Linked DNA regions of Homo sapiens: region 1 is linked to region 2. A link is a contact called in ENCODE Hi-C or POLR2A ChIA-PET data. All regions are on one chromosome and are shown on one strand. The core of a region is the stretch at or near the end of the contact, and the rest is flanking DNA. Distances in the headings are between cores, read along the strand shown. Region 1 holds the start of MMP25-AS1 (MMP25 antisense RNA 1). Region 2 holds the start of PGP (phosphoglycolate phosphatase).

What was found. Hi-C counts contacts between places; a loop is a spot of excess contacts on that map. ChIA-PET counts read pairs that join two places held with the same protein, here RNA polymerase II (POLR2A). Pooled maps may share reads with other maps.
Region 1: a pooled map shows a loop between it and region 2 (5-fold over the local background). The contact joins the promoter of MMP25-AS1 here to the promoter of PGP in region 2. A Hi-C loop is called at or near these places in 1 of 50 pooled maps. POLR2A ChIA-PET finds 5 or more read pairs at or near these places in 2 of 52 experiments (CD4-positive, alpha-beta T cell and SK-N-SH).

What each region holds. Positions count from the first base shown.
Region 1 is chr16:3,055,826-3,060,619 of GRCh38, forward strand. MMP25-AS1 (MMP25 antisense RNA 1) reads right to left here and starts at 3,545. Exons shown (of 5, transcript NR_123723.1): 1 at 3,171-3,545; 2 at 2,715-2,877; 3 at 1-120. MMP25 (matrix metallopeptidase 25) reads left to right here. Exons shown (of 10, transcript NM_022468.5): 5 at 1,208-1,384; 6 at 1,485-1,569; 7 at 1,706-1,788; 8 at 2,356-2,508; 9 at 2,587-2,844; 10 at 3,002-4,794. The coding sequence ends at 3,273. LOC124900372 (sialidase-like) reads right to left here and starts at 3,545. Exons shown (of 3, transcript XM_047435000.1): 1 at 3,171-3,545; 2 at 1-120. RefSeq lists silencers at 2,415-2,464, 2,495-2,624, 2,765-2,814, 3,275-3,744 and an enhancer at 3,783-4,688.
Region 2 is chr16:2,213,526-2,218,299 of GRCh38, forward strand. PGP (phosphoglycolate phosphatase) reads right to left here and starts at 1,315. Exons shown (of 2, transcript NM_001042371.3): 1 at 613-1,315; 2 at 1-528. The coding sequence starts at 1,252. The coding sequence ends at 203. RefSeq lists enhancers at 272-401, 1,423-1,717 and silencers at 842-891, 1,232-1,891.

The sequences.
Region 1 (4,794 bases), core at 2,295-4,794, 840 kb after region 2:
TCAGGCCTCTCAGCAGCTGGAGCAGGAGCTGGCAGGCGGCTCACCGGTTGATGAGGAGCTGGGCTTCAGCCGGGGCTGGCGTGTGAATCCTCTGGGTCCTGGCAGTCCTGAGCGCCTGAGCTGAATACAGAGGGAAGAGGCTGGGAGCAAGGCCGGGTGCTGGGGCCGGCAGGCTGTGTTCTGAGAGTGCCTGCTAGAGGAGCTCTGTGTTCCCAAGGAGATGGAGGAAGACCTGGGGTGGGGGTGGTACAGGGTAGGGAGAGGAGGGGCAGAGGCTGTGAACAGGGAGATGGGGGAGGGGGGATGGAGGACTCAAGGGATGTAAGGGATATGGCTTGAGGAGGGATGGGGGCAGGAATGAGGGAAGGTCTTGGGTCAAGGACATGGACCTACATCCCCAGCAGATGGGGGTGGCAAGGGGGAGACGGGTGGGGGTCGCTGACTATAGACTGTAGCTGGGAGGAGGGGATGCTCCCAGGGCTGGGGCTGCCTGAAGAGAATGGCACGCACCTTGTAGGCTCCTGCCCTCACCCCACCGCCCTCTTAAGTTTCTTTTATTTTCTTTTTCTTTTTTTTTCTTTTTACTTTTTTTGAGACGGGGCCTTATTCTGTCCTCCAGGCTGGAGTGCAATGACATGGTCATGCGTCACTGCAGCCTCCACCTCCCGGGCTCCAGCGATTCTCCTGCCTCCCTGCCTCAGCCTGGGACCTGAGTAGCTGGGACCACAGGCATGCGCCACCACTCCTGGCCAATTTTTAAAATTTTTTTGTAGAGATGGGGATCTCCTTATGTTGTCCAGGCCAGTCTTGAACTCTTGGGCTCAAGCGATCCTCCCACCTGGGACTCCAAAAGTGCTGGGTTTACAGGCATGAGCCACCACACCCAGCTCCTCCCCCTCAAACTTCTGTGCACAAAGTGCTCCCTTCCCAGAGGAGGGGCCCCATCGGTGTGTAAGGTGGCCTATTCCTCTGTGTGTTCTCTGGATCTTTTCAGCCCTGTGGTCCAGTGTCCATCACAGCCATGCTGACTGAGTGACTGGAGACAGGGATGATGGAGAGTTCAGGAAGGGCTGGGCAGAGGAGGCTGGGGCCACCTCTGGAGGGTGTCCTGCTGTTCCTGTTGGCCCCAGCTGCACTCGCAGGGCCTTCCTGTGGCCCCTTTCCCCAAGCAGGGGCGGCCGCAGCTCTCACCCACTTTCTCCTGCAGACGGCGAGGGGACCGACCTGTTTGCCGTGGCTGTCCATGAGTTTGGCCACGCCCTGGGCCTGGGCCACTCCTCAGCCCCCAACTCCATTATGAGGCCCTTCTACCAGGGTCCGGTGGGCGACCCTGACAAGTACCGCCTGTCTCAGGATGACCGCGATGGCCTGCAGCAACTCTATGGTAGGGGGAGAGGGACCTGCCGCGAAACCATCATTGCCCCATCCAGTGTCCTCTGCAGCAGGGCCAGGGGACGCACACCTGCCTGACTCTTTCCTCACAGGGAAGGCGCCCCAAACCCCATATGACAAGCCCACAAGGAAACCCCTGGCTCCTCCGCCCCAGCCCCCGGCCTCGCCCACACACAGGTGAGTCCCCCACCAACTCGGAGACCTTGGGTGACCAGCTGCCCAGCCTCAGTGTCCTCTGAGATGGGGATGGTGGGGGTCCCTGCCTTGGAGAAAACAAACCCCCCTCTCTACTCACCTCTCCTTTCCTCCCCAGCCCATCCTTCCCCATCCCTGATCGATGTGAGGGCAATTTTGACGCCATCGCCAACATCCGAGGGGAAACTTTCTTCTTCAAAGGTGAGTCATTTCACTTGGCCTCATATATGTTGGTTTCCTGCCCACTTCCAGTGACCCACTGGGGCTGTGGGCTTACCCTGGAAGCGGAACTTTTTTCTTCTTTGAGACAGGGTCTTGCTTTGTTGCCTGGGCCGCAGTGCAGTGGTGTGATCATGGCTCACTGCAGCCTCAAAATACTGGGCTCAAGCGATCCTCCCACCTCAGCCTCCCTGGTAGCTGGGACCACAGGCACATGCCACCACGCCTTGCTAGTAATTTATTTTATTATTTTGTAGAGATGGAGTCTCACTATATTGCCCAGGCTGGGCTCAATCTCCTGGCTCAGGTGATTCTCCGGTGTCAGCCTCCCAATGTGCTGGCATTACAGGTCTGAGCCACCAGGCAAGGCCCTGGCACTTTTAGCGCTAAAAAGGGAAAAGTCTCAGGCGGGCCAGGATGGGCTGGTCACCCTAGATCCATTGCGCCCTTGATTTCCAGATGGGACCCCTCCCCACCCAGCCACACACCCTGGGGGAGGAGACCTCCTGCTGTCTCATGCCTTCCTGCGAACCCCTTTGTCCCCTGCAGGCCCCTGGTTCTGGCGCCTCCAGCCCTCCGGACAGCTGGTGTCCCCGCGACCCGCACGGCTGCACCGCTTCTGGGAGGGGCTGCCCGCCCAGGTGAGGGTGGTGCAGGCCGCCTATGCTCGGCACCGAGACGGCCGAATCCTCCTCTTTAGCGGTGAGTGGGGCCGGCGGCGGGGCGCGCTGGGGCCGGCGCGGGGAGCCCACCCCTGACCTCCCGGCCTCCACCCTGCAGGGCCCCAGTTCTGGGTGTTCCAGGACCGGCAGCTGGAGGGCGGGGCGCGGCCGCTCACGGAGCTGGGGCTGCCCCCGGGAGAGGAGGTGGACGCCGTGTTCTCGTGGCCACAGAACGGGAAGACCTACCTGGTCCGCGGCCGGCAGTACTGGCGCTACGACGAGGCGGCGGCGCGCCCGGACCCCGGCTACCCTCGCGACCTGAGCCTCTGGGAAGGCGCGCCCCCCTCCCCTGACGATGTCACCGTCAGCAACGCAGGTGGGGAGCGCGGTGACCTGCGGGTTACTGGGCCTGGGGGTGGGGAGAGGGATGTGGGGAATGGGGACATGGAGGCCACCCTGCGGGGATGGGGGTCCTTGGGCATCAGGGAGCGGCGGGGCGGGGAGGGACCGGGACTCAAGCTCTGCTCCTCCAGGTGACACCTACTTCTTCAAGGGCGCCCACTACTGGCGCTTCCCCAAGAACAGCATCAAGACCGAGCCGGACGCCCCCCAGCCCATGGGGCCCAACTGGCTGGACTGCCCCGCCCCGAGCTCTGGTCCCCGCGCCCCCAGGCCCCCCAAAGCGACCCCCGTGTCCGAAACCTGCGATTGTCAGTGCGAGCTCAACCAGGCCGCAGGACGTTGGCCTGCTCCCATCCCGCTGCTCCTCTTGCCCCTGCTGGTGGGGGGTGTAGCCTCCCGCTGATGGGGGGAGCCATCCAGACCGAACAGCGCCCTCCACGGCCGAGTCCCCCGCCGCTGGACCTGGTCGGGGGTTGTGAGGCGCTGCGGAGGCCCCTTGTCTGTTCCCACGGACGGGGGCTCGGGCGCGGACTAAGCAGGGGGGATCTCCCGCGCAGGGGCGGCGGCGGCGGGGACCGGTCGCCTGGCGCTGGGCTCAGTCTCCTCAGGGTCTGAGACCCCGGCGCTGCCACCGGAACCCGCCTTCAGGGGCGCACGCGCGCTGGGACCATGCGTCGGTCGTCGCCCCCGTCGTTCCCTCCCGGCTGCCGCCAGGGGGCGGTCGGACCCCGCCTCCCGAGCCCGGGGAGGGGCGGGGAGGACAAGGGGCGGGCCCGCGGCCTCACCCGGAGGGACGGCAGCCCCGGTCGCGCGCTGGCCCCGCAGGACCTTCCTTTTCCAGGAAGAGCCAGCTTTTCTCGGAGCGCAGTCCTGGGACTCTCCGCAGCCCCGCCCCGCCTGGCCACTGCGTCTGGCATTCCTGGGTCGTTAGAGGACAGGCCTGACTGCGAAGCTGTGCCTTGCCCCTCTCCCACCCGCAGTTTCTCACCCCGTTCTGCTCCCACAAGGCCCCCCTACAGTCACTGCCACACTGGTGGGGACCTGGGACCCAGACCCGGAACCAGCCCAGATATCACCCCTGAGGACCCATGCGCCACGTCCTGGGTGGTGGAATCAGTGGCTGGAGGGACGACCCTTGCTCTCCAGGCTGTTAACCTTTTCCGTTGCTCCCCCGCCACCCACCTCCTCCTCCCCAGGCCACCCAACTTGGGCACCTCCCTGGGCCCAGAACTGCCTTCCATTCAATGGGGAACCCTTCTATCCCCAAGAACCCCTTCCCTGCTTGCACCCTGGAGAGAACAGCTTGACTCCCATCAACTCAACGCTGGTGGAAAGACAGGGACCGAACCCTGGCTCAGGCCTGGTCATTGCCTCCTCAGCACTCCCTCCTGGGAGGCCTTAGCTCTAGAGTGAGGGGTGGGTGGAACCTGGGGGCACCTCGTTCACCCTGTCCCCACTCCCCACAGTTTTAGGATCTAAATGATTGCCTCTGGAACTATTCTTCTAGACTATCCCACATCAGAATCACTGGGAAATTTAAGTTTGCAGATCCCACACTCACCCTGAATCCTCACTCAGGGTGGGGTCAGGAATCTGCATTTTAACTAGTCGCGGGGATTGTGGGGGGCAGTAGCTGGCTGTTTCGTGGCATTTCTGTGGCTCTGCAGTGTTCCTCCACCCCAGGACCAATATGTTCAGGCCACACCGATGGCCTGAACCCCATGGGTAGAGTCACTTAGGGGCCACTTCCTAAGTTGCTGTCCAGCCTCAGTGACCCCCTAGTGCTTCCTGGAGCTGAGGCTGTGGGCGGCTGTCCCAGCAACCATGCGAGGGGTTGCCCCAGTTGCTCATACAAACAGATCAGCATGAGGACAGAAGGCAGGAGACTTTGGTCAGTTACCTGGGAATTCTGGGCTGCCAGGAA
Region 2 (4,774 bases), core at 65-2,564:
GCATCTTCGATTACAAGCATCTGTAAACAAAATCGTCCCCCAAACGTGTACTTACAAGGTTAACAATGAATGCCTTTGCTTAACTCCAATTACACTCTTTGAAGCCACTTAGCCGAGCAGATGCTTAAGCCCCACCTATTAATTTGGGTAACTGGTTTTCAATTTCTTTTTTTTTATTCTGCAGATTAAAGACACTCAATCTTTAACCTTGAAGGGCAGGCAAAAGGTCGGCTATGCTGTCAACATAGAAGTCAGGGACCATTTTCTTCTTAGACACGCAGTCACTTTCCTGATTATTCTTCACATCCCCTAGAGTGGAGACTCCGGTGAGGGTCAGGATGGTCTTCAGGCCACAGGTGGCGCCTAGGAGGATGTCTGTGTCCAGGCGGTCTCCCACCATGACGGTGCGCTCGGGGTTGATGCCGTATTCCTGGGACACGCAGTCGAAAATGAAGCGGCTGGGCTTCCCGATGATGTCGGCCTGGCGCTGGGCGGCCATCTCCACGGCTCGGACCAGACACCCGGTACCTGCGGGGCACAGGGGACCGGGTCAAAGGGCAGGGAGGGGGCCCGCCGCCCGCCCCCCAGCCTCCCGCCCCAGGGCGCACGGACCCGCGATGAAGCGGCCGTTCTCAAGCGGAAGCCGGTTGTCCATGTTGGTGCCCACGAGCAGGCAGCCGGGCTGCTGCAGGTAGCGCAGGGCCTTGGTGAGCTTCATGTAGCTGAAGTGCGGGTCAAAGCCCACCACCACCGCGCGCACGTCGGGCTCCAGCGGCGCGTGCAGCCAGTCGCCGGGACCCTCGCCCTGCAGTGGCTCGGGCCCCACGCCCACGCTGGCGACGCCCACGGCCTCCAGCTCCGCGGCCAGGGCTGGGCTGCCCAGCACGTAGGCCTTGGGCGCGGGGGCGCCGGCCAGGCGCTGGCGCAGGTAGAGCGCGGTGCAGTAGGCCGTGCCGAAGACCTCCAGGCTGGCGCCGGGCCCCGCGGGGCCGCCGAAGCCCAGGCGCCGCAGCTTCTCGGCGTAGGCAGCGCGGGTCTTGCTGCTGTTGTTGGTGATGAAGCCCAGGCGCTTGCCGCGGGCTCGCAGCGCCCGCAGGGCCTCGGGCGCGCCAGGCACGGCGGTCTCCCCGCGCCACAGCACGCCGTCGCAGTCGAACAGCAGCGTGTCCACGTCGGCCAGCAGCGCCTGTGCCCGCTCGGCGCTCAGCCGCACGCAGCGGGCGTCGTCGCCACCGGCCTCCGCCGCCGCCATCGCCGCCCGCCGGCCGCCGCCGCCCGCCGGCCGCTCCTCGCAGCCGCCCGCCGCGGCGCCCTCCCCGCCCCCGGGGCGCTCATTGGCCCAGCGCCTCGCGCCCGCCGCCCATTGGCCTGCACCTTCGCCAATCCGCCCCCGCCTCCCGCGGGCTGCGGGAGCTCAGCGCCAATCGGTGAGGCCCGGCGCGGGGAGAGGGGCGATCATTGGCTACCGGCCTTGGGACGCCCCGGTGATTGGCTGGCAGGGCTCCAACCGGCATTCGGAGTGAAGCGCTCGCTGCGGAAATGCGCCAGAGGGGAGAGCAGCGCAGGCGCAAGGCCGCTGTTCCCGGGCTGCCGCGGGCCGCTCACCCATTGGAAGCGAGTGGTCAGCCTAGGTGACGAGGCCCTTCACGGAGTGACCCGGGCCAGGCCGGCTGTCCATTGGCCGGTCTCTCCCGCGGGCATGGGCGGGGCTCTCGCAGGAGCGCCGCGGGAGGGGGCCGGGGCACCTTCGTCGGCCGTGCCCGTGCCTCTGTGCCGTGGACGCGCTCGGGACACGGGGCCACCACGTGGGTCGCTTACCGGCCAGTCCCGCGAGCCAGCCCGGGGCTCCTTCCCCGGCAGGCGTGAGTACGCGCCTCAGTCCTTTGCAAAAACGCGTTCCCGGTTCCTTGGAGGTAACACGAACCAGCCATTACCAGGCTGGGGGATTAGGGTCTAAGGACACTGTCTAGAACCTGGTACTCAGTGATTGCTCGCCGTCATCGTCATCAATTATTAGGTATTTAATTGAGGCAAAACATTACAGTAAAGGGCATGAAAACCGTGCAGCTCGATGGAAGTTTTACATTTATTATTATTTTATTTACTTATTTATTTACTTTTTGAGACGGAGTCTCGCTCTGTCGCCCAGGCTGGAGTGCGGTGGCGCCATCTCGGCTCACTGCAAGCTCCGCCTCCCGGGTTCACGCCATTCTCCTGCCTCAGCCTCCCGAGTAGCTGGGACTACAGGCGCATGGCACCACGCCCGGCTAATTTTTTGTATTTTTAGTAGAGACGGGGTTTCTCCGTGTTAGCCAGGATGGTCTCGATCTCCTGACCTCGTGATCCGCCCGCCTCGGCCTCCCAAAGTGCTTGGATTACAGGCGTGAGCCACCGCGCCCGGCCTTTTATTTTTTTAATTATTATTTTTTGAGACGGAGTCTCTTGCTCTGTTGCCCAGGCTGGAGTGCAGTGGCGCGATCTCGGCTCACTGCAAGCTCCGCCTCCCGGGTTCACGCCATTCTTCTGCCTCAGCCTCCTGAGTAGCTGGGACTACAGGCGCCGGCCACCACGCCTGGCTAATTTTTTTGTATTTTTTAGTAGAGACGGGGTTTCACCGTGTTAGCCAGGATGGTCTTGATCTCTTGATCTCGTGATCCGCCCACCTTGGTCTCCCAAAGTGCTGGGATTACAGGCGTGAGCCATGGCGCCCGGCCGGAAGTTTTACATTTTTACATGTATATATATATTTTGCGACAGGGTCTTGCTCTGTCCCCCAGGCTGGAGTGGAGTGGCTAGATCACAGCTCACTGTAGCCTTATCACAGCTCACTGTATCCTTGACCTCCTAGGCTCATGTGATGCTCCTACCTAAGCCTCCAAAGTATTTGGGACCAGAGGTGTGTGCCACTACGCCTAATTTTTTTTTTAATTTAAATTTTTTGTAGAGACGGAGTCCCACTATGTTGGCCAGGCTGGTCTCCAACTCCTGGCCTCCAGTGATCCTCCTGTCTTGGCCTCCCAAAGGGCTAGGATTACAGGCGTGAGCTGCCGCACCCAGCAGATTTTTTTACATATGTATATGCTTGTGTAAACATAACCCAGACCAAAGTATAAAGTATTTCCAACACCCCAGGAAGTTCCCTCTTGTTCCTATCCAGTCAATAGCAGATAGCACATTGCTGACTACTTTTCTGACTCCTATCACCATAGAGTCACAACCAAGCCTCCGGACTGCTTTATACTTGGGATTATACGGTATGTGCTTCTGGCTCTTGCTTCTACGGTTTAACATAATGTTTGTGAAATTCATCCTGGCTGGGTGCTGTGGCTCACACCTATGATCCCAGCCCTTTGGGAGGCCGAGGCGGGCAGATCACCTGAGGTCAGAAGTTGGAGACCAGCCTGGCCAATATGGTGAAACCCCATCTCTGCCAAAAGTACAAAAATTAGCCGTATGTGGTGGCACATGCCTGTAATCTTAGCTACTTGAGAGGATGAGGCAGGAGAATCGCTTGAACCTGGGAGGCGGAGGCTGCAGTGAGCCGAGATTGCACCACTGCACTCCAGCCTGGGCAACAGAGCAAGACTCCTATCAAAAAAAAAAAAAAAAAAAAAAAAGATGACTTTGACTTTGAGCAGAACTGGATTTGACAAGAATCACACTCTGCTTTTACCACAGAGCAACAGGTAGTTGATTTGAGACAACGGCTGGAATGGGAACTGTTGATGATACCCAGCCATGGGCCATCTTCTCCCACACTTGCCCGGCTGCCTTGGCTTCCTGGGCACTCTGTGAGCACCTAGGCCGCTGCACCGCTCCTTCCCTGCATTACCTCCTCAGAGTCACAGGACAGGCCTGAGAGGCAGGGATTATTCACATCTCCATTTATAGATGGCCAAACTGAGCCACCGAGAGTCGCCGGCTGGACAAGGTTGAGTTGGGATTAAACTCAGTCAACCCCAAAGCTGAGCTCTGCCCCATCTGGTCGGCTTAACGTCCTCAGAATATGCCTGTATGTGTGCAGGTAGGAGGGGAGGCATGGTCACTTGTGGGGAAGGTCCTGGCGGAGGCTGGGAGGAAAGTGCGCTTTATAGGAGAGGACTGACTTTGGGAACAGGGTGATGTGGCCCTGCATCTGGGGCTAGAGGACCCCTTTGGGTGCCCCCCACACAGGAGGCATTCAGTCTCTATCTGTGAGGGGATGGCCCCAGTGTCTCCCCAAGTAAGGATCTTGTACTGCAAGCCGACCTGGGGATGGCTTTCAGTGGCACGAGAACAGACACTATTTCACCTTAACAGAGTTGCATCAATTTACATTGCAATAGAAAATATAAGTAGCCCGCTAGGCGCGGTGGCTCACGCCTGTAATCCCAGCACTTTGGGAGGCCGAGGAGGGCAGATAACCTGAGGTCAGGAGTTAGAGACCAGCCTTACTAACATGGAGAAACCCCATCTCTACTAAAAATACAAAATTAGCCGGGCGTGGTAGCACACGCTTGGGAGGCTGAGGCAGAATTGCTTGAACCCAGGAGGCGGAGGTTGCAGTGAGCCAAGGTTGCACCACTGCACTCCAGCCTGGGTGACAGAGTGAGACTCGATCTCAAAAAAAAAAAAAAAAAGGATTTTGTAGTTCCTGTTTGGGTCTGGCTGTGGAATGTCCACAGGCATTATTCTGTTGAGCCAGGCTGAGGCCTGCATGGGAAAGGAGGCCGTTTGGAGAAAGGGAGGGTCTAGTCTTGCTGCCTGTGCCTGGCCTCTCTGCCTTCCAAGGGTC